Linked DNA regions of Homo sapiens: region 2 is linked to region 1. Evidence: chromatin loops called from intact Hi-C (ENCODE). Cell type or tissue: PC-9. All regions are shown on one strand. Links, peaks and the distances in the headings refer to the core of each region. The heading gives the core; the rest is flanking DNA. Region 1 has its middle 210 kb from the start of LNCPOIR. Region 2 overlaps LOC107986639 (a long non-coding RNA gene).

Region 1 (15,917 bases), core at 3,454-11,453:
CTTCAGTATCTTTTCATCTTATTTACTGTATTTGAATACAGGTGTGAAATATTTCTTACTTTCAATTATACCTATAGTCTTTTGACTAAAATAATTTTCAAACCTTATTTAAGCCTAAGTGTTTTAATATTTTATCCTTTTAAGTGACATTTAAAGCAGAGCTATAGTTTTGATTATTATATGGGTGATCTATATTTGATTACTATGTAGCATAGTAATCAAAAGTAGAAAACATTGTTTTTATATTTAATTATAATAAATTAGTTATAATTATATTTGTTTTATTATAATTATATATATTTAATTTGGAATAGTTAAACTACTAATATTTTTCAATGTTTTTATATTGACATCTGTACAATTAAAGATATAACAGAAAAATCAGAGATCTATCATTCTCAAATTATCTAAGCAGACAGGAAGAATGTTAAAAAAAAAAACTCCGCAATTTTATGTTTAGATCTTAGTGTTTTCTAACCTAAGAATTATGTTATTTTCTCCCATAGTTCCTTGATATTTGGAGTGAAAGAAGTAATTGCATGGTACTTGGTGTGAGAGGCTGCCAGATGTACCTTCCATTTAGTCTTTCTTTTCTTTACCAAACATCAAGCAAAGAGAATTATTCTCATTCTCTTCTCCAGTCATTACTGGGAGATTTTCAACGCACGTATTAGGTGTGTAGGTAACATTGCAGGTGCAGGCATTCTCTGGGTGTTTTGTTCCCCTCTATAGCCCATGATTATAGCTGGCTTGGACTTTTACTCCCTCATATTAGAGTAGGTTAAATTATACTATCAAATAGCCTAATAATAAACTCATGGCTGTAGCATAGTAACACTATAATTTTTTATGCGTCCTTAATGTAAATTGTATTTCCAACAGAAATTTTCTTCTTAAAAACAATATTTTACCTTGCCAGCCTCCTAAGTTTTATTTAATTTATATCTACTAAGTTTAGGATCTTATTTCACATTTTTACTTTTCAAATTATCTCCATATTCTACTTTGGTCATATTCAAATATTTGCCTAAAGAACTTCAAAGAACTTTTTTATTGATAATTTTAGAATTTTTAAATAATTTCAGAATTCAGAATTTTACATTAATTTTCTTGGCTTACGGTAAATCATTTTATTTTACTAACATTATTATTTTCAGTCAATTAATTCAAGGATTATCATAGTGCTATGCTCATCAGTTTAGGTTGAATGCAGAGATTTTGGTTTGAAAGCAGTCAATGTCTCTATTTCTGTGTTAAGACTTTTATTAATATAGGCCGGGCATGGTGGCTCACCCCTGTAATCCCAGCACTTTGGGAGGCTGAGGCAGGTGGATCACGAGGTCAGGAGATTGAGACCATCCTGGCTAACACAGTGAAACCCCGTCTCTACTGAAAATACAAAAAAATTAGCCTGGCGTGGTGGCACACACCTGCAGTCCCAGCTACTCGGGAGGCTGAGGCAGGAGAATGGCATGAACCCAGGAGGCAGAGCTTGAAGTGAGCCGAGATCACACCATTGCACTCCAGCCTGGGCGTCAAAGCGAGACTCTGTCTCAAAAAAAAAAAAAAAAAAAAAAGACTTGTACTAATATGACAAACCTAAGAGATATATGAAATCACATTCAATTAAATTAAAAACAATAGAATGCCATTATAATGCAGTTTGTCATAATTCATTTGATTAAATCATCCCATTAAAAATAGTTAACTATTAAACCTGGCATGACATGAAAAACAGAAAAAAGAAATCGATATAACATTCCAGTGCTGGCAATATTAAAGTGTTCAGTGATTCTTCATATGATATACAGCAAATTTTGGCAGCTCCTCACACCAATAGAGACTTTTATCTTAAACTTATTAATTTTATAACAAAATATTGAGTGTACTATTCATTAGAAAATGTGTGCCCACAAAAATTAGACTTTTTTCTGAAATAAAGCTTAGGTTTGATTTAATTTTATTCTAGTATTTGGACAAAAATTAAAAATATATTATTTCTATACATATTTCAAGCTATATTACTCATGTAGTTTATTTACTAAAATTCAGATTTTATTTGGGTTTTTCTGGAGCATTATTTTTACTATTTCATATTTCTTTATATTGAATGTGTCTGATATTTCTTTTGTTAAATAATCATGAAAACTTGGCACTCGCAATGTTACCCTTCTTCCCAAATCATGCTTGCATTCTCAAGTTCTAGGTTACTGCCTATTCTACCCAGTCACTCATTCATTTATTCATCCATATATTTAAACAATCATATATTTAATATCTCCTCTGTAACAGATATATATTGTAGATGTAAAAAATAAGCAAAATTGAGTCACTATTTCAAGATGCACTGGGGGTAATGAAGAGAGAAACAAAAAGATTAAAGAGCATATTATACATGTTAAAGTGGGTATAAAAACAAGAAACGCTGAATTTCCTGGAATAATTACACTGTGTTGAGCCCTGAAGTGTTTTATAATAAAGGTTAGCTTCGTGGAATGTGATGAGGGAGGTGGGGGAAATTATCATGAAATAGAATGAATACCATGAGCAAAGATTTTGAAGTGCACACCACATTTCAGGCAGGCTAATGAACATGGCTAGAGAAGGTAGAATACGAAGATGGGACAATGGAAGTGATGAGAAAGGAAGCTGAAAAGATGTAGAGATAAGACCAAGAGCCATGTGTGCCTGAAGTCCAGTGAGCCACTGACGCTTTGAAGCAGAGAAATGTCTCCAATAAACTTTTATTAAAGAAAGATTATGAAGGTTAAAGTAGTTTTAAACAAGCTAAAATGTGACACGAGAAAGTTGGGGACATAATTAAGCTGTTGCAATCATCTAGAACAAAAATAGTATGAAAAGCCAAACTAAGAGAGTGAAGTGGGAATAGGGATAACACATAGACGTCAGCAAAATCATGGAGGCGATTTGTGTTTGACTTGCTGTTCATTTGGAGGTAAAGAGCAGAGTAGACAGTCATGGTTGTTTTCCAAGATTCTGGCTTTAGCACTGAAAGTAAATGTGACATAAATGAAGAGGAGGAAGTTTAGAACATGAGTTTAGTTTATATATATATTTATCTGGTGTATATCTGATGTGTACTTGGAAATGTTCCTTACAGGATTGGACATGTTGATCTAAAACTAAGAAGAGAAAACTGAATTAATGATATAGACTGATATCGTTTGGCTCTGTATCCCACCTAAATCTCATCTTGAATTGTAATTTCCATGTGTCAAGGTAGGAACCTGATGGGAGGTGACTGTATTATGGGAGCAGTTTCCCCCATGCTGTTCTGATAGTGAGTGAGTCCCACAAGATCTGATGGTTTTAAAAGTGGAAGCTTTTCCTGGGGTCTCACTCCCTCCTGCCGCCTAATGAAGGTGCCTGCTTCCCCTTTGCCCCTCGCCTTGATTGGAGGTTTCCTGAGGCCTCCCCAGTCATGCGGAACTGTGAGTCAATTACACCTCATTTGTTTATAAACTACCCAGTCTCAGGTATTTCTTGATAGCAGTGTGAAAACAGGCTAATACATAGACTTAGGAGTAATTATCACATTAAACAATAAGTTCAGGCATGGAACAGGTGCCCAGGAGAGTCAAGGATCAAAGGTTGCCAGGTAGATTTTTTGAACCAGTAAGGCATTTATTAAATGTTTGAATATGAACATCATTTAATAGGGCATGCCCCTTCTGGTTTGTCTCAGTTCTCACCAGGCACTATCCTATTAAATCCTGCTCCACTCCTTTTGTTACTGGCCTTCTCCTAAAGGCACTTGATTCTAAGATCTATAAGGAGATATAAGGAGGAAAGGATTAAACTCTGGAAAACATCAGCGTGTAAGTCTCAGGCAGAGGAAGGTAATCATGTGAATCACACTAGTAAAGAGGAAGAAAAGGAAATTCAGAATACATCTGCTTGTATTGGATTCTTCAATTGATTTCCTTCCCAATCACTGTTTCTAATTCTCTTCAGAAAGATACATAAGATATATGGGGGTGGGGGGGTGAGATTTAGGTATAGATAAAGATTTAATTGACTAAGCAAAAATAGTACCACATTTTTTCACTGAAGACTCGATGTTGTTTGGGGAAGTCATAGGATAAAAATATTTGACATACCAAGAATTTAGAGTAGCTCTCCTTGATTTTGCTTGTTCCCTACTTCCTTCTTTTATTTTGAGAATCTCTACAGTTAAGATGCCTGACATATAGAAGTTCGCAGAAACATGTTTGGTCTTCTCTTCATATACCATAATTTATTTTGCACAAAATTGGTAATGCAAATGTGTGTAATGACACCCTGTATCCCATTAGCAGCAAATTTTTCTAAAAAGAAGAGGAAATAAAAATGAGAAAGGCCTGGAATCGAGAGATAATCATTTGTTTATTCTTGAACAGCAATGTTGACTGTTTTTATACTAGCCAGGAAAAACCTGTGAAGGAGAACTAGCTTTATAATAAATATATTTTGAAATGGCAGTAATTGAAACTATTTGTACTAGAGAAGAAACAGAAGGACATAATGAAGAGCCTAGAAATGAAGCTAGGTGTGTGTGTGTGTGTGTGTGTGTGTGTGTGTGTGTGTAGTAATATAGTTTTAGAAAATTATTAAATATCTCTCAGTAGAAAAAAAGGGTAATTAATAAATGCCATTGGGATTAACATGTATCTATTTAGAAAAGTTATATCCTCAACTAATATACAAAGGCTGACAAATATAATTACATAAACATTTTAAATTAGGATAATAAAAGAAACCATAAGCTAGTGAAAATGCATATAACACACTATAAGCATTAGTTCTTAAAAGAAACGGGATTAGTTTACCACAACAAATAAAGTTTATAGAAATAAATAAGAAAACGATATATATCTTCAAAAGACAATGGGCAAAAAAAAAAACAATAAGTTTGAAGAATGAAGAAAATTAAAATGAAGAAAAATATGGAAAGTATGCTTATCCAAAGAAATACAAATTGAAATAATGAATAATGTTTTTCTGCCCAATACATGGGTAACATGAAAAAGACTGATAGCCTTTATTAATCATTCATCTAGAGGAAATGGCCATTCTTACTCCATATTGGTGGAGAGTAAATTGGGGGCTTTTTTGAAGATTATTTTAAAGGATTTATTAAAATTGTAAATGTTCATACAGTTATATTAAATTTCCACCTCTACATGCTTATTCTGAACAAATACTTGCACATGTACATAGAAGCAAGAATTAAAATTGCAATTGCAACATTGTAATACTGAAAAAAATCTTTATCACAATCAATATAGTGAAAAGGTGCCAGAATACTTTGGGATATTTATTACCTAGCAATTAAAGTGTAGAGCTACATGCACTGACACTGGAATTCTTCAAGGCATATGAAGAAGAGAAGAGTGGTTCAAGTGATGGTTGGGGTGGGTTTTGGTTTTAGGTTGTTACTATTTACTTTGTATCACTGTTCCTCAGTTGGAGGTCCACAAACTAAATGAAATAACATGGGATCTAAGATAGGACTCGGCAATCTGCATTTTGGCAAACATATACTTTTTCTAACTTTGTTGAGACATATTTTACATATTATATATATCATCTATTTCAAGTATACAATTCAGTTATTTTACAGATTTTACCAACCTGTGCTATAATCATCATAAATCAGTTTTAAAGCATTTCCATTGCCCCAATAAAATCCCTCATGTATTTTTACTGTTAATCTCCATTCTCCACCCACAGGGCATCATTAATCTATTATCTATCTCTATTGATTTGCCTTTTCTGTACATTTCATACAAATGAAATCATACCACATGTCGTGAACTTTAACATTCATAGGAATCACCTGGGCATTTTGTTAAAATGCAGATTCAGTGGGTCCAGGATAAGACCTTAAAATCTGCAGTTCTAACATGCTCTAAGACGATACTGATGCCACTGGTCCATAGACCACCTTTCCAGGAGCTTCCCCAGGATGCTTCTGATTCTTATACATGGAAAATCTTGAGAACCATTGCTGCATGCCTTTCTTTACTTTTTCAGTTTTTAACAATGAACATATTAGCTAGGCATAGTGGCACATGCCTATAGTCCCAGCTACTCAGGGGCCTGAGGCAGAAGGATCGCTTGAGCCTGGAAGGTCAAACGCTGCAGTGAGCCGAGATGACACCACTGCACTCTAGCTTGGGTGACAGGCGAGCCTCTGTCTCAGAAAAGAAAAAAAAAAAAAGAACTTTTGTTCTTGTGTTCCTATCTTACATTTATCACTTGTTTATTAGAAGATAACAGAAAACGTACAGCATTATCAAATAACAATAACTGAAAACTTTAGTAAGTACGTGAAACCTTTGCAACTACCCTGAACTTAATTGTTGTATTTATACTGTCTTTTATTGTCTAGAAAGAGGTTAGTCATAAAACATGAGGATTATCTTGGTTCACAGGAAAATAAAGAGCCAGCATCATGAAGATAAGACTCTCAGGAAATAGAGAAGAAAAACATATAACAGGAAAATAAAGCCAAATAATTTCCTGGGGCCTATGGAAAAAAATATACAGGTGGCTTAGCATGGACTGAGGTAGGACCCAGCTGTTTCTTACTCTTGATAGAAAAAACAAGTGACAAAAGGTATTTTACTTATAGGCATCCTCTCTTGACAAGTTTATTTTTAGTGCCTGCGCTTAAAATGCTTCTCCAGCTGATATGGTTTGGCCGTGTCCCCACCCAAATTTCATCTTGAATTGTAGTTCCCATAATCCCCACACATCAAGGGAGGAAACAGGTAAAGATAATTGAATCATGCGGACAGCCTCCCCCATCCTGTTTTTGTGATGGTGAGTTAGTTCTCACGAGATCTGATGGTTTTATAAGGGGCTTTCCCCGTCACTGGGCACTCATTCTCTCTCCTGCCACCATGTGAAAAAGAATGGGTTTCCTTCCTCTCCTGCCATGATTGTAAGTTTCCTGAGGCCTCCCCAGCCATGCGAAACATGAGTCAATTAAACCTCTTTTCTTTATAAATTAATTACCCAATCTCAGGTATGTCTTTATTAGCAGTGTGAGAATGGACTAATACACTGACCTTATTAGTGGTTGGACTAGCTCATGCTTTCAGAAGATATTTTCCACGTGTCATATAACATAAAATCTTTAAACAGCACTTTTCTAGTATTATGTGTATCTATTTCGGGTTGGAAGAAAGCATTACTAGTTTATATTAGCATTTAGTTTCTCCTGACCAATATTCTGTTGTGAATATAGATAAAGAAAAAAAATATATAGATGTCCAGAACACTGTTATCTTTATTGTGAACTCTTGGTGAAGTCAATTCACATTATGTATCATTTTAATCCAAGCCAATCAATTTTATTAAACATGTACTTAGCACACTCCCTTATTCATCTCCTTCTATTTTTCAATACTACCAACTACTGAATTTCCATTTGTATGAAATAAAGCTGTGGTTTGGTTAATCCAAAACAATAGTTAAATGTGGGATATTTGGTTTTGAAATGCTTTATAAAATTCTGTCATTTTTGTTCACTTGGGCTTTGAAACCCCAGAAGTTTAGTCCAGAGAATGATCATGGGTCTATCAGAGGTTTCTGAGAAATATCAGAAAGAAAGGCATATTAGTATTTCTATTTTTTCATACTTTTTGCATCCCTGCAAGTATATATTTTCTCATAAAAATCATAGCCCATTTTATAGAACAATAAAACATTTTTGATCTGAAAACCTAAAATTTTACAATACAAGGAATTTTCTATTTCTCTGTCTAATTACCTTAACAGGTATATTTTAGGTTTTTTTCTAGGAAAAAGTTTATATCTTTGACCTAGTGTTATCACTTCTACAAATATATCTGAGAGTTTCAGAAGCAGAAAACACTTCACATTTGAAGATGTTCATCATATAATTACCTATTTTTTTAAAAAAAACTGAAAACAACCTAAGTGTCAGATAATATGGGAATGGTTACATAATTATGGCAAATTTGCTTGTTAAATAAGCCAAAACTTAAAAATAGTGCTTATGGAGAATTTCAACAAGCATGGTCTACAACAACTGTATTCACTAAATAATTCATGCATTAAACAAACGTCTGTAGCATATGCCAGGTACTGTATAATTTAAAAAATATTTATATAAAAATAGGTTTTAAAAAGCAGCATGCAAAATTATAAATAACATATCATTGAAACTGTTTTAGTACTACAACAACAAAAACTATAGATATAAAAAGATCAGAGGGAAAATTGGCAACTATGTCAAACTAATGTTTATGTTCCACTTTTCAGTATGTTTATAATTTATATACTGATTTTTACAAAGGCAATTTTAAAATGTAAGAAATAGGTAAAGTTTGAAAAACATGGCTTAGCAAAATTAGTGATAAAAGAATTAAAACACCTTTTGAAGCTTTTCTACATACTGAAAAAATACAATGTCTTCTTCAGTTCTCTATTCTCTTTATGCATAACAGTTTGTCTACTCTGGTTATTTTCCATTTCAATATCAATGATACCCAGGCCAGAGGGCTCCTAGTCTTTGAAATTGTACTGTATAACAGATGATTAAGAGGGTATTAGTAAATTGGATCTAAACCCAAGGCATTTCTCACAATGCATCTCAATGTTGTTTTTTGGATTCTTGCTTGTAATGTCAGTGGCAGCGCAAGTAGAAAGCTAGTTTAGCCTACAGAAAAACCTTTTCAACTGATATTAATTTTTATGTCCAAAATAAAAAAAAAAATAGAGGTTGACTTATTGGCTGGCTGCACTGATACTAAACCAAGTGAAATTCCCATCTAGTTAAATAAATCCCTCTCAGGAGGACTCTAAACATTTTATAGAATATATCTGAATTTTCTGGCCACAAGACAATGATAAGAGAAAGGATACTGATGTAATCAAAAAGGTATGTTTTCTGCTAAAGATTTTCCTTGTGTCTTAGAAGCTATGGAGACCATCTATGATGGTTAATTTCATTTGTCAACTTGGCTAGACCACAGCGCCCAGATATTTGGTCAAATACTATTCTACATGTTTCTGTGAGGCTATTTTTTTAGATGGAATTAACCTTAAATCAGTAGACTTTTAGTAAAGCAGATTGCTCTCCAAAATCTGTGTGGGCTTCATCCAATCAGTTGAAAGTCTAAGAAAAAGACTAACCTCCCTGGAGAGAGAGGGAATAGAGGGAATTCTTCCAGCAGATTGTCTGTGCACTTGAACTGCAACTCTTCCTTAGGTCTCTCTCCTGCTGGCCTTCCTGGCTTATTTTGGGCTTGTCAACCTCCATCATTTCATAAGCCAATTCCTTTAAAAATCTGTGTCTCTCTCTTTCTCTCCACACACTGTTTCTCTCTTTATTTCTCTGGAGTAACTTGACTAGCACATCATCTTATTTTGACAATTCAATACATTGGCTCTTCTCAATACCAAATGGACTGGCCTTCTCTAAGTATATCATAGTTATGTAGAGTTGCTTATGGAATGTAAAATAATTAGCCATATTATAACATTCATAGGAAATTCTCTTGTAACTCAGATAGTGAGCGAGGTCTGGACTCCTCATCCAGGTGTCTTACCCATCCACCCTTTTCAGATACTTGGCCAATAATAAGACATCTTGGATATTATGGCCTAGGAATGATTGTCATAGCAATAAAACCATAAGTAACCAAGGTTTTACAGAGAAATTTTTAAGAAAACAAGTCATTATAATATTTGGAAGTTTAATTACAGTCTAGGTATATTATAGAAGTGGATGCTTATTTTGTTAACAATATTTTCAAGGTGAAGGAATTATCCTTCAATCTACTTTTTTAAGACACATTGGTCAATCCAAATGGCTATGTTAAGACCAGCATAACATTGTTTTCCTATTGGTTTGTCTGATGGAAAATCTGGCCTCTTAAATAATTTTACATTTAATCAAAAAAACTTGCACCAATCCAAGAAAATGTTTTTACAAAAAGTCTTTATTTATACCTCTTATCTGCATCATAAAAGGTACTACTTTAAAATGGAAAAATCCAATCAAAATCACCATGTCTATCTGATATACCAAAATGAGATCAAGATTTAACTGCACATTTACTAATAATTTTATTAGTTGAGTCAAATTTGGACTTATCCGCTATTAATTTGAAACAAAATATTAGATTGATAATGCTTGCCAGTTCTGTTGTTTTCACTTGCAGCTGCAGTTCACCATGATGCAGTGTTAAGAACAAAGAACACAAACAGTAAACATGCCACATTAAAAGAGATTTGTGATCTACTCACTACATTGTAGAGCTTATTCTGAGACATGTGATGGAATTGTTTGCATGTATCTGTTCTGAACTTCATGTCTTAAGACTGTACACCAGACTCCCCCAAGCTACTAGGTAAAAATACAGAAAAAACTTTGGGGAAGAAATTTGTGCCCTGAGAAACAGAGATTAAGGTAGCCAACTGAAAAGGAGAAAAAAAATGATGTGAGTTTGAAAGTTAGGTGGATGGATATAGAAACCTTATGAAAGAGTGTGATATGCCTAAGCAGGGACGTATCAGCTGAAGTAAACAGTGTTCTAGAGTGTAACAGGGAAAGTCATTTCAAATGTCTTAAGATCTAACTTCTATGAAACTTGCTTCACAGAAGGAATTTGTGGGAAGTTGGAGGAATTACCCAAACTCAAGAGTGCTTGTAAATGAAGTCAAGAATCTGCTCTTAACTAAAGTAGTATACAAAGTGAAAACTGGAACATCATATAAACAATAGGAAGAAATGTCTATGGCTGACTATGTGAGAGTATGAACCACAAATGAGCCGTGATAAAAGGAACTGCTGGTACCTTGCACTTCCAACATTTACATTAAAAAGTTGCACTGGAGGCTGGGCACAGTGGCTCACACCTGTAATCCCAGCACTTTGGGAGGCTGAAGTGGGTGGATTACCTGAGGTCAAGAGATCAAGACCATCCTGGCCAACATGGTGAAACCCCGTCACTACTAAAAATACAAAAATTAGCTGGGCATGATGGCATGTGCCTATAGTCCCAGCTACTCGGGAGGCTGAGGCAGAAGAATTGCTTGAACCCAGGAGGTGGAGATTGCAGTGAGCCGAGATGGCGCCACTGCACTCCAGCCTGTCAACAGAGCGAGACTCCGTCAAAAAAAAAAAAAAAAAAAGTTGCACAAGTCATGAGTGCACATGTAGCCCTGAACCTAAAATTAGAAGTAAAATATTTAAATAAATAAAAAGAAAAATTATCTTTTCTAGTTCTAATGAACAGTGATGCTATGATTCTAAGTGCTTGCCAATAAAGTAGAAGACCTGGAAAAAAAAAAAAAAGTTGCACAGGACTCAAAGCCATTATAGCTCTTCAAATCTTTACTGTTCTTCAAGAAGTATGAAACCAAAAAACATTAATCTAAGGTACATGTATTTAATTTATTTTCTAACTAGCAAAATGATGAGTATTAGAATGTTGGCTTTGAGTATCTGTATAGTCCACATTTTCATCATTGATCAATGAACAATACTGATAAAATTCTTATTTCCCAGAGAAAATACACAACCAATATCCTTGATTGGAAAGAATAAATCTAAATAAAGTCACTGTGGTCTACCATAATTTTCAACCCTCTTGGATACAGTTTTCTCATTAAAAACAAAACATCCCAAAACATGCAACAAAAGTTTAACATTTAAGAAATAATTTTGCTTAGCTGTGAAATAATCACAGTTCTAGCTTTCCCCTTTTCTTGATGTCTCCTCCTTTTCAACTTCTGTAGCCAGCTTCTTACTTATTCTAAATATTTAATAGTCAAGTTTCTCAACATTGGGTAATAGGCCCTCTTCTCACTCTACATTCTATCCTTGATTAGTCTTGTCATTGTCAACTCTCTTGCCTTTAATGACCATTTCATGGCCAATAACTCCCATGTATGCAGTCCAATTACATTGCCTATTTCTTGCATATGCATGTATATAAGAGCAGAGGCCATAATATATGAGTAACTTGGCATCTTGGATGTCAATGTGGATGACTTACAACTATTACAAACTTTTCAACATTCACATATTTAGAAACATGAATTGTTAATCTTTTTCTGCAAAACTTGCTTTTTCCCAGTCTTTGTTTTAACCAAAAAGGGCATGTCTTAGCCTTGTCATTTCCCTCTCCATCATTCTATAGATTCATCAACAAGTCCTCTTGACTCTACTTCGTGTGTGTGTGTGTGTGTGTGTGTGTGTGTGTGTGTGTGTGTGTTATTTTCTTCTCTAGTGTCACCACCACAATTTCATCCACCATTATCTCTTACCAGGATGGCCACAAAGGCCTTCTAATAAGTTTACCTGTATCCCTTCTATTTCCACTCTAATTTTTTTCACACATATGCCAATATAACCTTCTCAAAACATAATGTAGATCATGTCACTTTCCAGTACAAAACTCTTCCAAGCCCCATTACATTCTGATTAATATCTAAAATTTTAAATGTGTATCTTATAAGGCTCCTATAGAATTGTAAGTTGCCTTAGTTCTCCTGCTTTCACCTACCCTGACCTGCATCCCTTTGATCACTCAACTCCAGACTCAATAGGAATCTCTCAGTTCCTCAAATATGTCAAGATCTCCTGTCTGTACAGTTCCCAAAGATACAGTTCTAACTGGACTATTCTTTCTTCTTCCCAGTTTCCCTTCTCATGATTCACTTAGATAATTCTTAGTATCCACCACATTAAAACTTCCTCTGAGAAGACTTCCCTAAATACTTAACCAAAGTTATAATTCCATCATACTTTCCCATTGCAAACAGTGCTTTCTCATAACACTTTATGTTATGTAATCCTATATTAGAATAATTATGTGTTGAATGCTCTCCTTTCTTCTTAGACATGGGATAATGTGGTCATATTTGTTTTGTTTAGAATTGTTTACCCAGATGTAATCAATAAATAGATCATGTTAAATAAAATATGGGTTTTATTCTGTTTGATATCAATGTAAAATATTCATAATGACACTGACACAAGTTGTTTCCTTCAAAAGGTTTTCTTTTCAAGTTATATAGCTTAACATGACTTGTGAATTTGTAAACAGTTGCTAAACTTCTTTATGAATAATCTTTCTTACATCACAAAGGATTTCTCAAATAATTTCCGTCATGGGATTTAAAAGTACTTGCTCACAGCTTGCTTAGAAGACACTCTATTTGTTTCCTTTAGTAAGTTAGTTTCCCTTAATTCAGATGTAAAATATTTGAAGACTGTGTCTTAAAAAATGTATGAATTAACCCTCCCACATGTAAAATATATTGCATATACTGCCTGTCAAGCAGGCAGACCCTCTCAACTTCCAGATTTTTTCTATCCATAATTACATGAACCTGATATGTATTACGTCATTAAATTTGTAAGGTCATTTGCATTTTACAAAGTGCTGTCAGCACGTAGGTCATAACGGCTGTAGAAGATAGGATACTTCACTGGGAAAAACACATTACAAAGAAAACATAACTGTGGTAGTGTCACAGCAACTCACTCCAGAAACTAAAGTGAAGCAATGTTATTTTAATAAGATACTAGAGAGTTAGCAGTTCATGTGACTTTGAGTCATCTTGTTTTTCTTTTATTCTTACCAATTGTGCTATCATTTTGTTCTTAAAAGCCGGATTTTCTATTAAAATTCTGAAACTGTACATCACTTCCTTTGTCCAGTAACTTGCTCCCCCTGGTGGTGGTCTTGCCAAGCTCAAACAGTCATCAGATATAGATATTTAATTTTATGATTCGGATTTTTCTTTTTCTTAATTTGAAGACTGACATCTCGATACCATATTTCTAGGGGGATATAAATTGTCATGAGTTGTCACTGAACTTATGGTTAAAAAGTACTGTCCATTGATTTGGAGAGATCATCCCAGTGATATCTCTATTTCAAAAAATTCATTATTATATTTTCTAAATCAAACCATTTTATATGCTAATATAAGGGTTACTATTAAGAAGCACAGTGACAGATAATAATTGAGTGTTCTGCTTTTTGTAAAGTAAAAGCAAGTTTCTTGGGAAAGTAAAGGAATAAAAGAATGGCTACTCCATAGTCAGAGCAGCCAATAATTAAATGTTTATCATAAAAGTCTGAGAAAATGGACTAATATTCAAGAATGTGGCTGTGGGGAGGCCAAAATGTCCTGTTTGGGAAAAATCTTGCATCTTGACAGCAACATTGTTTCCCATTTTACTGACTATTACTATAACTTAAGGAGTTCCTTTTGAAATCACTGAGTGCTTCTGGCATAAAAGAGATACAGGTTGAAAAAGAATTAGATTAAGGGAAATAGCACTTACTTGAACCTAGTCATCTGAAGTAAGGTGGAATATTAAAAATAAATGGCCACATCTCTGAAGATCATTAAAAATAAATGATCTTTTCTAATTTGACATCAAGTAAATACTTCATATATTTAATGCTGGCAGTATACAAGCTTAATTCTAAGTCAAATGCTAAAATCATATATTTGTGTCAGAACATCATACTGGCATCCAACTTAAGAAGACTTTAGTGAAATGCTCTCAGAGCAAAGGGGAGGGAAGCTGTCTTCAGCTGAATGTATATATGCTCCCAATGCGTACTTGAAATGTTTTACTTGGGACTCTTCATACTGAAGAAGGCATTCAGAAGGAAATCTACAATATATTTTCCTCAGATGTCCTATCATGAGGACTTTGCATTTTTTAAGCCTTTCTATCTGTCAGAGCCCAGTGAAAAGATGGATTCACTCCAGTAAGTTTTAAAAAAGTGACTGGCTTTTAAGACTAATGAATAAAAAGAGAAAATGGAAAGAGAACTGGGAACAAGGGAGAGAGTTGAACATTTACATCAGAAATAAAAAGACTTTCAGAATGTTTTTGGCTTAAAAATATTGTTTACATAATAAATGCTTAATAAGATTTGGAATGGTTTGGAATCTAAGGAGTTAGGAGATTTTAGGGACATTTCACTCAACCATTCAGCACAGATTTATAATAATGCTACTGGATTTATCCCATCGACATTAACTATTTATGGTCTAGCAGGTACCGTAACTATGCCCAAACAGTAACTAGTAATTGCAGTGCATTAAAAACACTCTGGAGAAATCATCTATGACATTCTCTTGTAAGATCAGGGCATCTGTGAAGGTCTTCTTTACTGATTTTGAGATATTGGAGATTCAGGAAGGGAGTTAAACCTTTTCCACTTATGGGACCCCTAATCTTAACAGAGAGCCAGCAAGTCCCTGCAAAGCACTCTGTTCCATTTGCCATGAGACTTCGTTGCACATAATTCTCTTCAGCCAATTAAAACTTAACATTTTGGACCCTTCTGTAATTAAAATGTAAATGAAGCAATAAATTTTGTCTCTAACAACAGTTTATACAGGTTAATTAAGACAAAAACTTACCTAGACTCAGTTTTTCAGTCAAGTATGGTTTTCAAAGAGCCTACTTATGTGGTAGAATATGAATTCTGGACCTGAGTTCTACATAATAGAAAGATCCATTATCTACTTGTCAAAGCAAGGAAAGAAAGTCCCAGAGAGTAAAAAACAAAATACGATTATTAAATGTACTTTTTAAAGTGATGATAAGGAGGAAGAGATTCACTAGTTTCTTTTTGAAATTAATTTTTTATTGTTCAATTTTGCTTCTAACTTAGAAATTGCTAGCTTTAAAAGCAAATAGCCTTCAAATGGTATGGATAATAATGAAAATTGCTACAATGAATGCATTTATGGAAACCATAAGTTTTGTGCATTTACTTTATTTTTATCTATCTACCTGAGTAATTAAAGGGGAACTTCTAGACACATTGGAGACATTGGGGCCACATAACCTCCCTCCCTAAGAGGAGAGGTGAACAAAGCACAGAAAAGCAAACACT
Region 2 (15,917 bases), core at 3,365-11,364, 250 kb before region 1:
TCTTGCTAGTGGTCTATCAATTTTGTTGATCCTTTCAAAGAACCAGCTCCTGGATTCATTAATTTTTTGAAGGGTTTTTTGTGTCTCTATTTCCTTCAGTTCTGCTCTGATTTTAGTTATTTCTTGCCTTCTGCTAGCGTTTGAATGTGTTTGCTCTTGCTTTTCTAGTTCTTTTAATTGTGATGTTAGGGTGTCAATTTTGGATCTTTCCTGCTTTCTCTTGTGGGCATGTAGTGCTATAAATTTCCCTCTACACACTGCTTTGAATGCATCCCAGAGATTCTGGTATGTTGTGTCTTTGTTCTCGTTGGTTTCAAAGAACATCTTTATTTCTGCCTTCATTTCGTTATGTACCCAGTAGTCATTCATGAGCAGGTTGTTCAGTTTCCATGTAGTTGAGCGGTTTTGAGTGAGATTCTTAATCCTGAGTTCTAGTTTGATTGCACTGTGGTCTGAGAGATAGTTTATTGTAATTTCTGTTCTTTTACATTTGCTGAGGAGAGCTTTACTTCCAACTGTGTGGTCAATTTTGGAATAGGTGTGGTGTGGTGCTGAAAAAAATGTATATTCTGTTGATTTGGGGTGGAGAGTTCTTTAGATGTCTATTGGGTCCGCTTGGTGCAGAGCTGAGTTCAATTCCTGGGTATCCTTGTTGACTTTCTGTCTTGTTGATCTGTCTAATGTTGACAGTGGGGTGTTAAAGTCTCCCATTATTAATGTGTGGGAGTCTAAGTCTCTTTGTAGGTCACTCAGGACTTGCTTTATGAATCTGGGTGCTCCTGTATTGGGTGCATATATATTTAGGATAGTTAGCTCTTCTTGTTGAATTGATCCCTTTACCATTATGTAATGGCCTTCTTTGTCTCTTTTGATCTTTGTTGGTTTAAAGTCTGTTTTATCAGAGACTAGGATTGCAACCCCTGCCTTTTTTTGTTTTCCATTTGCTTGGTAGATCTTCCTCCATCCTTTTATTTTGAGGCTATGTGTGTCTCTGCATGTGAGATGGGTTTCCTGAATACAGCACACTGATGGGTCTTGACTCTTTATCCAATTTGCCAGTCTGTGTCTTTTAATTGGAGCATTTAGTCCATTTACATTTAAAGTTAATAGTGTTATGTGTGAATTTGATTCTGTCATTATGATGTTAGCTGGTTATTTTGCTCGTTAGTTGATGCAGTTTCTTCCTAGTCTCGACGGTCTTTACATTTTGGCATGATTTTGCAGCGGCTGGTACTGGTTGTTCCTTTCCATGTTTAGTGCTTCCTTCAGGAGCTCTTTTAGGGCAGGCCTAGTGGTGACAAAATCTCTCAGCATTTGCTTGTCTGTAAAGGATTTTATTTCTCCTTCACTTATGAAGCTTAGTTTGGCTGGATATGAAATTCTGGGTTGAAAATTCTTTTCTTTAAGAATGTTGAATATTGGCCCCCACTCTCTTCTGGCTTGTAGGGTTTCTGCCAAGAGATCCACTGTTAGTGTGATGGGCTTCCCTTTGAGGGTAACCCAACCTTTCTCTCTGGCTGCCCTTAACATTTTTTCCTTCATTTCAACTTTGGTGAATCTGACAATTATGTGTCTTGGAGTTGCTCTTTTCGAGGAGTATCTTTGTGGTATTCTCTGTATTTCCTGAATCTGAACGTTGGCCTGCCTTGCTAGATTGGGGAAGTTCTCCTGGATAATATCCTGCAGAGTGTTTTCCAACTTGGTTCCATTCTCCCCATCACTTTTAGGTACACCAATCAGACGTAGATTTGGTCTTTTCACATAGTCCCATGTTTCTTGGAGGCTTTGCTCATTTCTTTTTATTCTTTTTTCTCTAAACTTTCCTTCTCGCTTCATTTCATTCATTTCGTCTTCCATTACTGATACCCTTTCTTCCAGTTGATCACATTGGCTCCTGAGGCTTCTGCATTCTTCACGTAGTTCTTGAGCCTTGATTTTCAGCTCCATCAGCTCCTTTAAGCACTTCTCTGTATTGTTTATTCTAGTTATATATTCTTCTAAATTTTTTTCAAAGTTTTCAACTTCTTTGCCTTTGGTTTGAATGTCCTCCCGTAACTCAGAGTCATTTGATCGTCTGAAGTCTTCTTCTCTCAGCTCGTCAAAGTCATTCTCCGTCCAGCTTTGTTCCATTGCTGGTGAGGAGCTGCGTTCCTTTGGAGGAGGAGAGGCGCTCTGATTTTTAGAGTTTCCAGTTTTTCTGTTCTGTTTTTTCCCCATCTTTGTGGTTTTATCTACTTTTGGTCTTTGAAGATGGTGATGTACAGATGGGTTTTTGGTGTGGATGTCCTTTCTGTTTGTTAGTTTTCCTTCTAACAGACAGGACCCTCAGCTGCAGTTCTGTTGGAATGCCCTGCAGTGTGAGGTGTCAGTGTGCCCCTGCTGGAGGGTGCCTCCCAGTTAGGCTGCTCGGGGGTCAGGAGTCAGGGACCCACTTGAGGAGGCAGTCTGCCCGTTCTCAGATCTCCAGCTGCGTACTGGGAGAACCACTGCTCTCTTCAAAGCTCAGATGGAAATGCAGAAATCACCCATCTTCTGTGTCGCTCAGGCTGGGAGCTGTAGACCGGAGCTGTTCCTATTTGGCCATCTTGGCTCCTCCCCTGCCAGAAAATGATATCTATGTTTCTATTGGAGTATTTGTATTTTACTTGATGATGACTAATCCAAAAGTTAGTTATTGCTGAAAAAAAGAACTGTATTATTAAAGAAAAAATTATGTACTAATAGATTAAGTATATTACTGTATATTAAATTTACAAAGATTGAAAATATTGAGAGAAAGTTTTTATCTTTTATAGTGAGAAATCATAAATATATTCTCAACAAAAATAGTAAGAAACAAATACACACCTAGCAAATCAAAAAACAAATTAATGAGCAAGGCAGCTAAAAAAACAAATAAAAGAAAAATAGAAAACTTGCCAACAAAATGATGACAGATGTTTGAACATATTAGAGATGCCAATAAAGTTAAGTAAATTAATCTCATTGAATGGTTAAGTTTCTTAGGATGGGCTTTAAAAATAAAATGACTCAAGTACGCAACAGTTTTTAAATAGAGGCAAAATTAAAATAAAATCTTACAGACAAAATAAAAGTATACATGTAATTTAAAGAACATTTGAGAAAGTTTTACAAAAGAGAAAAAAAATGAAAGGGTATTTTCAAGCTATTTTTAAGTGTATGAGTCCAGAAGTTTTCTTTTTTCTTTTTTTTTTTTTTTTTTTTTGAGACAGAGTTTTGCTCTTTTTGCCCAGGCTGGAGTGCAATGGCACAATCTCGGCTTACTGCAACCTCCATCTCTCCGGTTCAAGTGATTCTCCTGCCTCAACCTCCCGAGCAGCTGGGATTACAGGCTCCTGCCACCACACCCAGCTAATTTTTGTATTTTTAGTAGAGACAGGGTTTCGCCTTGTTGGCCAGGCTGGTCTCAAACTCCTGACCTTGTGATCCGCCCGCCTCGGCCTCCCAAAGTGCTGGGATTACAGGCATGAGCCACCACAGCTGGCCTCTTTTTAATTTGATATTAGAACAAAATAAAAAAATTAGATCGCATAGTCTGTAATATAAACATACCTATATGGATGTATAAGATTGAATAATAATTAAGGAATGAACTGTTCAATAAATTTAGTATTGGGGAAAAATCAAGTTTGCTGGCTCGCAATTCATACAACACCAAATTGAATTCCATGTTATTTAAATATTTAAAAGTGAGAAATGAAAGCACAATAAACTAGAAGAAAGTAGATGTAAATTGTTCATTGATTCTGGGGTGGGAAAGTTTTCCTAAGCTTACACAGAATGATAAAAAGTATCAATGTAAATAGGCAAACTTGGCAATGTATAAACAAAAGCATTTAGATGCAAAAGAACACCATAAATAAGTTATAAGGCAATTTAAAATCTAGAAACATATGGGCCACAAATATGACAAACGTTAGGTTAGTGCCTTATATAAAGAGGTCGTAAAATAGAGAGGAAAGCACTAATAAACCACTAAAAGGGCCATGAACAGACAATTCCCAGAAGATCCATCTTCACTGGTAATGAAAGAGATTAATATTAAAACAACAATGACATTGTTTCAATGTAAAATTAGCTAAAAATTTTGTAATTTGTAATTCTCAATATGACTGAAGAAAAGGTGAAACAGTCACTCTTCTACCCTCCAAGTGAGAGTTCATTACATGAACTTTTATTCATTGGGAAACACATGTGAAGAATTTTTAAAAATCTCCTCACTTGCCCTTTTATCTTCAATATTTTCTAAAAAATAAATCACATATGGCCAGGCACCATGGCTCACACCTGTAATCCTAACATTTTCGGAGGCTGTGGTGGGCAAATTGCTTGAACCCAAGAGTTCAAGACCAGCTTGGGAAATATGGTGACACCCTGTCTCTACAAAAAAAAATTCAAAAAATTAACCTGGCATGGTGGCTGACACCTGTAGTGCAAGCTGTCCAGGAGGCTGAGGGAGGAACACTTGAGCCCAGCAGGTCGAGGCTGCAGTGAGCTGTGATTGCACCAGTGCACTCCAGCCTGGGCGACAGAGTGAGACCATGTCTCAAAAAAAAAAAAAAAAAAAAGAAAAGAAAAGAAAAATAAATAATTATATATAGATTTATATATATGACTTTTGTATAGAATAATATTTGTTGAATTATTATTTATAAAAGAAAACATTAGAAATAGTTTCTATAGGTTCTTGGTAAGTTATAGAACATAAATATAAGGGAAAGGGAAAAGTATATTCATTAAAATGTGTTGAAACAGTATTTAATGGGATGGACATGGAAAAATGGACAATGGAAATGTTAGTTATGTAATATTTAATAAAAAATATATATAACCATCTGCAATAGTGATACAAATATATATATCTTGAGGGAAAAATGGAAGAAAATATGCCAATATATGGATCATTACTTTTGAAATGTTAAAACACTGCTAATTTGTGTTTTTATTTTTATGCCTTCAGTAATTATTCCTAATGACGATGACTTTTGTTATCAGGAAAAAGTAGCATAAAATACAAATATCAGGAAAAAAGGTGATATGGGCTGGAGAGCAGACATAGCCTTCAGAGGCCAGGTACCATGATGGCCCATGGCTGCCCTCCAGAGCACCTACACAGCTTATCACTTGCAGCCACTATCACTGCATTCACATCAGAGCCAGAGTGCCTAGGTGGGGGCAAGTGCTCATAGTCAGCATATTTGCCACCCTTAATATATTTGTTTGTAACTTAATATATTTGTATATATGTACATATATACATAACACACATTCATAAAGGTATACATTTCTCTCTTTTTTTATATATATGTATATTTCTCTTTTGTGAGTACATATGTTAGGGAGGGATTCTACACATAAACTACTGAATTTATGAGTCAGAGGGCATCAAACATGGCTAAACGTCAGAATTACCTGGGAGACCTTTAAGTAAAAAATGACATACCCAAGCCTTATCCACAGATATTCACATTCAATAGGTCTGGGAGGTGGGAACTGGACATCATTTTTAAGTCTTTACGGCTCCTTGTGTGTAGAGTCGAGAATCATTGCACACGGAATTAAAAAAAAGGATTTTCACTTGCAGCCAAATACTTCAATACTATGTTCAATAACTCCTATAGTGCATTTAGGTATTACAATGCTATTCAATTAAGCCCCAATGATGATGTCTTGGTCTTCTGGACAAAATGATGAAACGTTTTAAAGACATTAAAAGCAAATATTTTAATTTTTTTGAATGGTATGCTCTTCAATAACATCCAATAGTGGCTTTTGGGAGTTTTCAATTAAATCTTTGAGCAACTTTATAAATGTTGACTCACATTTCAGATCAGGGTGCTAGGAGGTGCTTTTGGTGTAACAAGTCCTCTCAGATTATTAGCAAATATTCTGCAACTTTCTGTATGTTGAGGTCTCAAATACCTCTAATAGGTGGTCATCCTTTTCCCCAAGGGTAAGAAGGAACTACTTTAGGAGAAGGAAGCCTAGTAAAGACTAGTTTCAGCCAGCTTGGGTGGATTTCACTGTGGGCCTCACTGTTTATTCACTGAATTTCAATTTCAGGAGTGATGGTAAGAATTAAAAGTGAGGCTCCCTGTGAATCTCCAAGTAGAGGATGCACCAGAACCGGTCCTACCCTCCCCTGTGTTTTCCACTTCAACTGCCTGGTCCACGCTCCAATACATATAATGCTCTTATTATTTTTCATCATTTCCTGTGGGATGTTTTCTTTGGGTCTCTAGTGAGATCCACAACCATGCTGTATGCTCTGTTTATTGCAGAACTAAATGAAGCATGCCGGGCAGCATCTGAAAACAATTAAAAATAATTGAAATGAGCTGTGGACTCTACTAGTCTCATTAAGTTTTTTATTTCAGCCTCTACACATTGGGAGATTTAGATCTGAAACTCCAATCCCTGTGGCCTCCTGCTGGCAGGAGAGATTCCCCTTCCCAGGGCAGATAAAGGGCCATCAGTTTTCAATGTTAAGGCTGCACTCAAAACGATCAGGAAGGGAAAAGGCCTGATCACTGCCAAGAGGATTCTGTGGGAGGAGATGTCGTTCTCCACTAGCTGCCTTTGAGCAGCTGCTTTATGAATTAATAAACATCACTATGAATATGCACACTTCTCTTATTAAGAATTCACAAGCGTATTAATCAGTCAGCTCACTGAAACTCAAGGTATTAAAGTTAGCTTTTCTGTTGTCTTTCTTTGAGAGAGACAGAGAGAGAGAGAGACAGAAAAAGACAGAGAGTGAGAAAGAGCCAGGCAGCCAGACAGACAGAAGAGACAGAGAGAAAACCAAAATATTTCAATTATTTCTCTATATAAGGAGGCAAGACAATAAAAAAAAAATGTTAAGTTACTGAAATGAGATCATATTTCAAAAGTCCTCATTAAGGTAACTTGGATATAACAGCCTAAATATCTTAAAAGTTATATTGGAACCCATTTGATGGTTTAGTTACATGAAAATAACATGCATGCTTTTCTACAGAATAAGTTAGTTATCCTAGGAGATACTGTTACTGAGTGGCAAAAAAAAAATCATTTTTTGTAACTAGGAAGGTCAGGGAAATTTAGCTGCGAGGTAATTATTCTTATTCAGATATTTAACATGATTCAGTGACAGGTATGAGGAAATGAGATTAGCTCTTTCCATGAAGAATGACTCAGATGTGAGCTTGGAATAATGTGTGTATAAGGAAGATAAAGGTAGGTATTTTATTAAAGTGATGGTACTTGTGAAGATTATTCCATAGGCAGCACTATGCATTTGCATGTTTGACATAAAATAGCACTGGGAAGATTCCAAGTATAATTGACCTTTTAATTTTCCCTATTTCAGAAGGATCTGATTACCCCTAAGCTCATCTTAAAATGTTCTTCTCCTTTCAACTTTAGAACTGATATTACAATTTATTCCGGATGATCATGTTGATGGGACTAGGAGAATTAGAATCCCTTTAGTTTGTTTCTGTGAGTAAATTAGCTACAAGGGAAAACATTTGTTTCCGATAGAGGATCTTTTTCACTTAATAGTATAAATTCATGATTCTCCACATCAATTCTACATTAGGCAACAAGCCCTCCTTCCTGCCTCATCTAAAGAAAAACAAGAACTTTCCAGTTTCTTTCCTCATACAAAGCATTTTGTTTATAATAATAATAGCCAGCACTTATTAAATACCTACTATGCACCAGTCATTGTTCTCAGTGGCTTACATGCTCTTTCTCATACCAGACAGCTGCCTATGCGGTAAAATATTATTATTATTTTGATTTTGATTTTTATACATAAGGAAAGTATAACTGACGATGAAAAATAATTAGCTTATATAATGTTTAAAGGCAGAGCTAGAACTCAGACCCTGACATTTTAGCTCTTGCATCTGTGTTCTTAACCATCATACCTACTACGTTTATGGATATTGTCCACACTGCACTGGCCTCATTTAGATGCAAAATCCAGAAGAGAGGAGAGAAGAGACACCCTTGAGGTACTGAAACAAGCTCAAAAAGTCTGGAAAGGGGGAAGAATAGATTATGAGGAACTTACTCGTATAAGATGAAGACTAAATCAGGGTCTGGAATTCTAAGGGTCTTGTGCTCCTTGTAAAGGAGGATGAACTTTATCCTAAGGCCATGGAAGTCTTTCAGAGTGCTTCAATCATGGCAGTTGAATGGTCAGGCTTTACATTTCAAACAAACACTGACTGTAAACTGATGAGGAGAAGCAGAGAATAGATTAAGAGGATACAATCATGGTCCATTCACAGGTACAGATGGCTATGTTTTTTGCCCTGAGCGTGCTGGGAGAATGTAGTTAAACATTATGTGTTGATAGATGAAGTTCTAAGAAAGAGTAGGTGACAATATGTGTGTGAATTATAGTAGGCCCTAAATACATTTTATTTCCTTTTTTTCAAAAAGATAAGTGAATAAATTTTCCAGAATTCTCCTATTAGTACATATTCAAGTAAGCAAGTACCAGAAGCCCAGGAAAAGATTATAGGTTGTAGGGGATTGGATATGGAATGTTATGGGAACATTTAATAGTTCGGTGTAACTTTTTCTAGTTGTGTCACTCTTCTTCCTCCTAGTCCTATAGCCAACACTAATTTCCACGGCTGTATGAAATTGCAACCCTCTATTGAGGTGAATGTGAAAATGATTTTGAGATGATTATGGCTCTATATAATTACGTTTCTTGCATCATAAATTGCAGATTTATACTATTAAGACAGTTTAAGGAAAGATAGCAATCAAGACTGGATGAAATAGCATAAAACACAAAATTCTCTGTATCCTTAAAATCTTTTTTTAAATCATTTTTGTTATTCTTCCACTTGTTCAGAAATAAGAAATCTTACCTATAAGTTACAGTTCCTTTTTGAAATTCTAGTATATTGGAAGTGACTCCTGCTGTCATTAGAAAGAAAATGGGAATTAGAATCTGAGAATTAAAAGATTCAGTAAAGAACAAAGACTAGAATTTATTTTTATGAAACAGTCTTAGTGTGGATAAAAAAAAAATTCTTAAAGGCTTGGTATTTTTTACCTATTAGCGGGGAGTGAAAAATAACTATGATGTGAATAACTCTTGAATTATGTTTTCGAAGGAAGTGATATTGAGACAAGAAGTCTTCTTCTGATTGAAGGTTTTTCTCAATTGAAGGGTTCGTGGTCTCACAGGCTTCAAGGAATGAAGCCGTGGACCACAGCGGCGAGTGTTACAGCTCAATTAGAGAAACGTACAGACCCAAAGAGTGTGCAGCGCCAAGGTTTATTAAAGTGAAAGTAAAGTAAAAGCAAAAGTAAAGCTTCCACGTGGTGGAAGGAGACCCGGAAGGGTTTCCGTTTCTGGCTTGGGTGTCTTATGCTTATATCCTCTTATGACTCCTCCCCTTTTCCTTTTTCTGTCCCATAGGATTAGCTTATTTTCTATCTGCTTGTGGGTTGGCAGGCCTGATTGGTTAAAAACATCAGGCTGCAGCTAAAGCTTAAACTCCCTATATGATTGGGTGAAGTTTCAATCACTTAGTTTGCAGCAGTGACTCATTTTTGCTTAGGAGAAAGTCCCCTTTGATTGGTTGAAGTTTCAATCCCTTAGCTTGCAGCTATGACTCATTTTGGCTTAGAGGAATGTCCCCTTAGGGAAGTCCCTGTTGACCCAGGAAGTCTAGCTAACTTAGCCACTTAGTGCCTCAGTACCCCCTCTCAACAGGAAAGCCCAAGTGCTGTTGAGAAGTTGGGCAATGATCATTCTAGCTACTTCCTGCTGAACTGGGGCACAGAAGGGGATCTGCAGTTGAGGGTTCCTCAGGAGGGGAGTCTTCTTCAGTGTCGTGGTGTTAGAACAGGTTGGTAGGTCAGTCTAGGGGTCCTCGATAGTAGGTGCTAGTGGTGGTCATTTGGGGCTCCATTTGTAGAACCACTTGCAGTTTCATGGATTCTATTCTGGAAGAGACAAATTTTACAAGGAGGTTAAAAATGCAGGGTCCAAAGATAAGCAGCATCACAATAGTAGAGGGCAGAAAACCGGTATTCCTTCTCCTATATTCAAGTATATAATGGCCCCTGCTTTAGCTAATGTGTCCCTCCCTAGTAAAGGAGTAGGGCTCTCTGGCATAATAAGAAAGGCACATGAGAAAAATAAGTTTCCCCAGTCATAACTTAGGGGGTGGGAGAAATACCTAGTGACTGGCTGTCCTAGGACCCTTTTGATTTGACAGACCTGGAGGATTGTTGTCTGGGACAGAAGAGTAAAACTGAGAAGGCTGCACCAGTGTCCAGGAGAAAGTTAGTTTCCTGTCCCTCAATGGTTAAGCTTACCTGGGGCTCTGTGAGGGTGATGGCATGGGCTGGTGCCTGCCCCAGGCACCCTCAGTCCTGTTGTTGGACCATCTGGTTAGTGGCCCCTGGCCCAGAGGACCTTCGCCCTTGGGAGCAGTGTGCCTTCCACTGATCCCCCTGGCACAAGGGACATGGATGAGGGGGCGGCTTATGTTTGTTTGGGCAGTCCTTTTTGAAGTGCCCCTGTAAGTTGCACTGATAACAAGCCCTGTTAGGTGGGTTGCCTGCCCAGCCTTTCTTTCTTTCAGAGCCACCGAAGTTCTATTGCCTGAGGGCTGTGACTAAGGAGGCAGCCTTTTTCTTGTCTCATCTGTCTCGTTCAGCCTGCTTCTCCTGATCCCTATTATAAAACACTGAAGTTGCCAAATTCAATAGAGTTTCCAGATTTTGCTTAGGGCCCAGGAAAGACTTTTGAAGTTTTTTTCTAATGTCTGCAGCTGACTAGGTGATAAACTTATCCTTTAAAATTAGTTGGCCTTTAATAGAGTCAGATGCAAAGAGGTATGCTTTCTTAATGCCTCCCTTAGCCTCTTTAAAAATGCCATGGGGTTTTCTTCCTTTCCCTGCATTATATCATTGACTAATTTATTGGATTTTTTTCTGGTCTTTCTTAATCCCTTTAGTATACAAGTCAGTAAATGCCTGCGACTCCAGGCTCCATGCTACAAATCGAGGTCCCAGTGGGGATCCACGCTGGGAACCACCTGTTGGCCTGTGGGGAATTGTTCCCTTTCTTCTGATGTTATTTTATCATTTACCTGGCTTAGGTACCAGAGATCCCCAAACTTCCGGGCTGCAGTTAAGACGGCCTCTTTTTCATTGGGAGTTAATGTTTGACCTAACAACAATGTAATATCTTTCCATGCTAAATCAAAAGATTGTCCTAATCCCTGTAAGACATCTATGTATCCATCAGGATTATCTGAGAATTTTCCTAGGCCCGGTTTGATCTGTTTTAAGTCTGAGAGGGGAAAGGGGACATGTACTCGTGCTGGGCCAAAGTCTCCTCCTCCTACCACGGCTTGGAGGGGGCACAATTGAGACCATTGGCACCTTTCAGTTCCTTGACTATTTTTTTGTCTGGTTCCTTTTGGGCCATTAGGGCCAAAGGAGAGTCCTTACTAGGGGGAGCTGTGGGGAGACCTGGGTATGGGGGTAAGCTTTAAGGACTCCCGGTAGGATGTAAATTACATTTTTTACATAATTGTGGGTTATCTCTTAATGAGAAAAAAACCTGTACATATGGCACTTCACTCCATTTGCCCTCTCGTTTACTAAAGAGATCTAGCTGTAGGATGGTATTATAGTTTATACTTCCCTCAGGTGGCCATGGATCTCCTCCGGGAAGAGGATATTATGGCTAGGCAGTGCTGCAGAAAAATATGTTACTTCTTCTTCAGTGTTTGAGGGTCGAATTGGTCCCAATTATCCAGAATATACCTCAAGGGTGGCTTCACTTTTGAGGGAGCGCCTCCCATCTGAAAGGAGAACACAGGAGTGCCCACACCCCTAGTCATCCCCTAGTAAGCACTAGCCCTAGGGTGTCCCCTATGGTTCTAGTGTCCTTTTCTTTCCAGGGTGCACTATCACTCATGGAACACTGCTTATCAGATTTAATTGCACTTAACTGACATAGCAGTTTTGCCCGCACTTGTTTCCCACCCTTTTTTAGCCACAAAAAAGGGGGCCGGGGCTACTGGATTTTAGTGGCTCCTTACCAGCATGCCCACAATTGCCTTTGCATCTGCGAGTAGGTCTTAGGTTTGGGGTATATTTTGAGTTCAGAGACCAGGCACCAATTAGCATATTTCTGGGCCTGGAGCTTTCCCAGCAAGATAAATTCCTTGAAAGTGGCACTGAAGCACAACAGTTTTAGGGTAGGCAGCGGCAAATTGGAGGACCAAGGTTGGAGCAGTGCTTTTTGTACCCAAATTTTCTGTCAATAAATAAGAATATTTATTGACCTTTGGACTTGAATCGGGGGACCTATTGTCTGTTACATTGTTTTCACCCTATACCTCTGACTGCTTCTAGTGGACAAGTTCCACAGTTCTAATCACTGATCCCAGGCAGGAAAGGTGGTAATTAAAGTAGCCTCTACAATCTGGAGTAAGTTTTGGGCAACAAAAGGAAAAATGTCCTAGGCCTTCTATCAGCCACTGGAATGCCTTTTGATGTCCCGGATAGTGCCTAGGGTGTAGGTTATGAGGGACAGGTCCCCTATAAGTATATTGATACCCATTTGCATAAGAATAAGCCTGGGGGCACCATAGGCAAGGGTCTTGGGATTGCCACCCCTGTCAACTTAGACTCCTAGCTAAAAGATTCTTAGACTCAGGGGTAGGAAAGATCCTAGAGAACAGGGACCCAAGAAATTTTTCTCTGAGGACATTAGGACCCAGGAGGCATGGGTCAGAAAAGGCAGGGAATGCACACATGGGCGGCTGCAGCATAGCGGCTTCTCACTGTGCCATGATCTGGACTGATCAGTGCTGGGAGTCCGGGACAACAGTTTTCCACCTTTAGCCAGCCGTTGGCTTTTCCTGGGTAAAGGTAGAGAAAGGTGGAACTGGTTTCAGGCAAACCAACGCACCCAGCCTGGAGGGCCGGGGGTTGTAAAAGAGCCGTTTCCCAGAAAGCCTCACACCCATGTCTTAAGTCTGGTGGCCAGGCTTGTCACTTTTAAATGGCCGACAGGTGCTTGGTGTTTTCCTTCAATTTCTAGTGAGAAGGTAGAACAGAATAGCAAGCAAAAGGGGTCCGATGTTACTCACCACTTCAGAGAAATCCCGGACAGGCCCCCAGAAATGAGATGAGAAGTCTCTTCCGATCGAAGGTTTTTATCAATTGAAGAGTTTGTGGTTCCACGGGCTTCAAAGAATGAAGGCTTGGACCGCAGCAGTGAGTGTTACAGCTCAATTTGAGAAGCATGCAGACCTAAAGAGAGTGCTGGGTCAAGATTTATTAAAGCCAAAGTAAAGCAAAAGTGAAAGTAAAGCTTCCACACAGTGGAAGGGGAACTGGAAGGGTTGCCATTTCTGGCTTAGGTGTCTTATGCTTATATCCACTTATGACTCCTCCCCTTTTCCTTTTTCTGTCCTATAGGATTAGCTTATTTTCTATCTGCTTGCAGGTTGGCGGGCCTGATTGGTTAAAAACATCAGGCTGCAGCTAGAGCTTAAACCCCCTATACGATTGGTTGAAGTTTCAATCCCTTAGTTTATAGCTGTGACTCATTTTGGCTTAGGGGAAAGTCCCCATTGATTGGTTGAAGTTTCAATCCCTTAGCTTGCAGCTATGACTCATTTTGGCTTAGGGGAAAATCGCCTTAGGGAAGTCCGTATTGACCCAGGGAGTCCAGCCCACTTAGCCACTTAGTCCCTCAATATGGACAAAATTAAGCTATAAATGCAAACATAGATATAAATAAAGTATAGTTAAGCCATTATATATACGTGTATATAAATGTATATGTGTATAGTTTATGTGTATATGTTTATGTATCTATATCTTCACTGTCTCTATTTCTACATATGTGTGTCTTATGAAAATATGTTTGTATCTGAAATATACATATATACAGATACATATGTGTGTGTGTGTATACATGTATATGCGCATTCAAGATATTGGCAGAGCCTGGGGTGGAGGAAGAGTATAAAAAATGGTTAAATGAAAGTCACCTAAACTGAAAACACCCAAATTTTCCACATTTTATGATCTGTGTAGCAAGCCTAGGGAAACAAGAGGCAATGACACTCAATTAATAAATGAAAAGCATTTGGGTAGAAAGGAGTAGACAAAAAGAAAATGCCATTCAGGATTCATTTTATTTTTTACTTTATTTATCTTGATTAAACCAACTCAGGACTAATAAGGAGTGAAAATACAGGAGATAGGTGTTATACTGCTGAGTTTCTCACAAAAAGAGAAGGTGATTGGAAGGCAACTGGCTTTTTTTTTTTTTTAACTAATTTACCATGTGTAAAATGTCATTGAAATTTTCTTTATTTGAAATGCTATCTTCTAGAATTAATTATAGAAATCCTTGTATGGATTTTTTTAATGGCTTCATTCACACAAACCATTTTTTTCCTATTAAGATTTGATTGCTTAGTGGGAGATGTCTCTTCCATAAAAACGAATGTGTTTATGAATTCCTTCCTTTTAAATAATGTTTGAAGAAACTTGTTAATCCAGCAACCATTTTTGTAGCATTCTTATGTTGTGCTTCTGAAATTGTGCTTGGAAGCTCATCTGTAACTTGATTTATATGTCATGTAGTACATATTTCCTTCATGTAGAAGGTTAAGCACTTTCTGATCATTTATTTCATTTGAGCTATGTTAGTTTTGACTTGTAAACCAAAAAAAATAAAAATAAAAATAAATTCTAAGCCCACCAACCACCTGAATGGACTCCTCTTGGCCAGGAGCATCATAAAGTAAACCTGAAATAGTAGTTCAGGCCATGATGGGAATGTGGGGCCGGACATGCCTCATTCTACCTTCCTCCCTTTAGAATTCAGGCACAGCTGACCAGTATTAACATTAAAAAAGATACCTTCAGACTGACAAAGGGAATCTTTGTAATAATGCGACACCAACATGATAGACAGCAGGCCCTGATAGAAATCCAAGTGTTTTACCCCAAAATATATTTCTTTGACATAGTTTTAAATGGCCCTGCAAAGCTGTCTCTTTTGGGGAAAAATCTACATTCTGTAGAAAATCTCTGTACCTTTTTAAGTCAGACAAGAAACATTTGCAATCTATTCTCTCTGATGCCTGCTACCTGGAGGCTTCATCTACATAATAAGAACCTTGGTCTCTACACCCTCTTATCTTAAGCCAGACACTCCCTTCTATTGATTTCAGGTCTTTAGATAAAACTCTTTCAACCAATAGACAGTCAGAAAACCTTTGAATCCACCTATGACCTGGAAGTCCCTCTCCACACTTCAAGTTGTCCCACCTTTCCAGACCCAACCAATGTACATCTTACATGCATTGATTGATGCCTTATGTCTCCCTAAAATGTATAAAACCATGTTGTAGCCTGACCACCTTGGGCACATGTTTTCAGGACCTCTTGAGGCTGCGTCACAGTCCATTGGTCAATCATATTTGGCTCAGAAGAATTCTCTTCAAATATTTTACAGAGCTTGACACTTTTCATCAACAGACTGCATAATTTTTCCTGGCATTATACATTTCTATATTCACTTCAATCACTCTGATGCTCATGATTTAGCACATAAATTATACGGAAAATACTTAAATGTAATGTTCAATTTCACAATATAGATTAGATTGTTACTGAGCAAGATGGCCTTAAAAGTTCCCCTTGGCTTGACTACACTGTACACAGGTTTCTTCTCTGGTCTTTGATCTTCCTTTCCTTAGAGCATTTACTTTAGAAAACTTGAAACCAAATTCTTTCTCTGTGACTTTGAGATATAAATCTTCTTTTAGCTTCTTGATGGTTTTACATCCCAGGATTCTTTTTCATGTGGACCTTGGAACTGTCCTTTTGAA

The links. Hi-C counts contacts between places; a loop is a spot of excess contacts. Peaks named below come from ENCODE experiments on the same cell type or tissue, not always from the same donor. Only the 100,000 strongest peaks of a DNase experiment are listed, where the experiment ranks them.
Region 2: a loop joins it to region 1, with 2.5 times the contacts of the local background. A loop is called at or near these places in 3 of 110 quality-filtered maps.

What each region holds. Positions count from the first base shown.
Region 1 is chr6:114,745,910-114,761,826 of GRCh38, reverse strand. No RefSeq gene overlaps it. Among named protein-coding and RNA genes, the nearest start is that of LNCPOIR, 210 kb to the right of the region's middle. In PC-9, for the core only: no CTCF peak of the experiment used is centred there; no DNase peak of the experiment used is centred there.
Region 2 is chr6:114,995,657-115,011,573 of GRCh38, reverse strand. LOC107986639 (a long non-coding RNA gene) reads right to left here. Exons shown (of 3, transcript XR_001744318.2): 2 at 13,155-13,317; 3 at 9,292-9,984. Among named protein-coding and RNA genes, the nearest start is that of LNCPOIR, 460 kb to the right of the region's middle. RefSeq lists enhancers at 9,602-9,701, 9,081-10,280, 13,680-13,769. In PC-9, for the core only: no CTCF peak of the experiment used is centred there; DNase peaks (open chromatin) are centred at 7,153, 9,643 and 10,693; H3K27ac peaks cover 957 bases.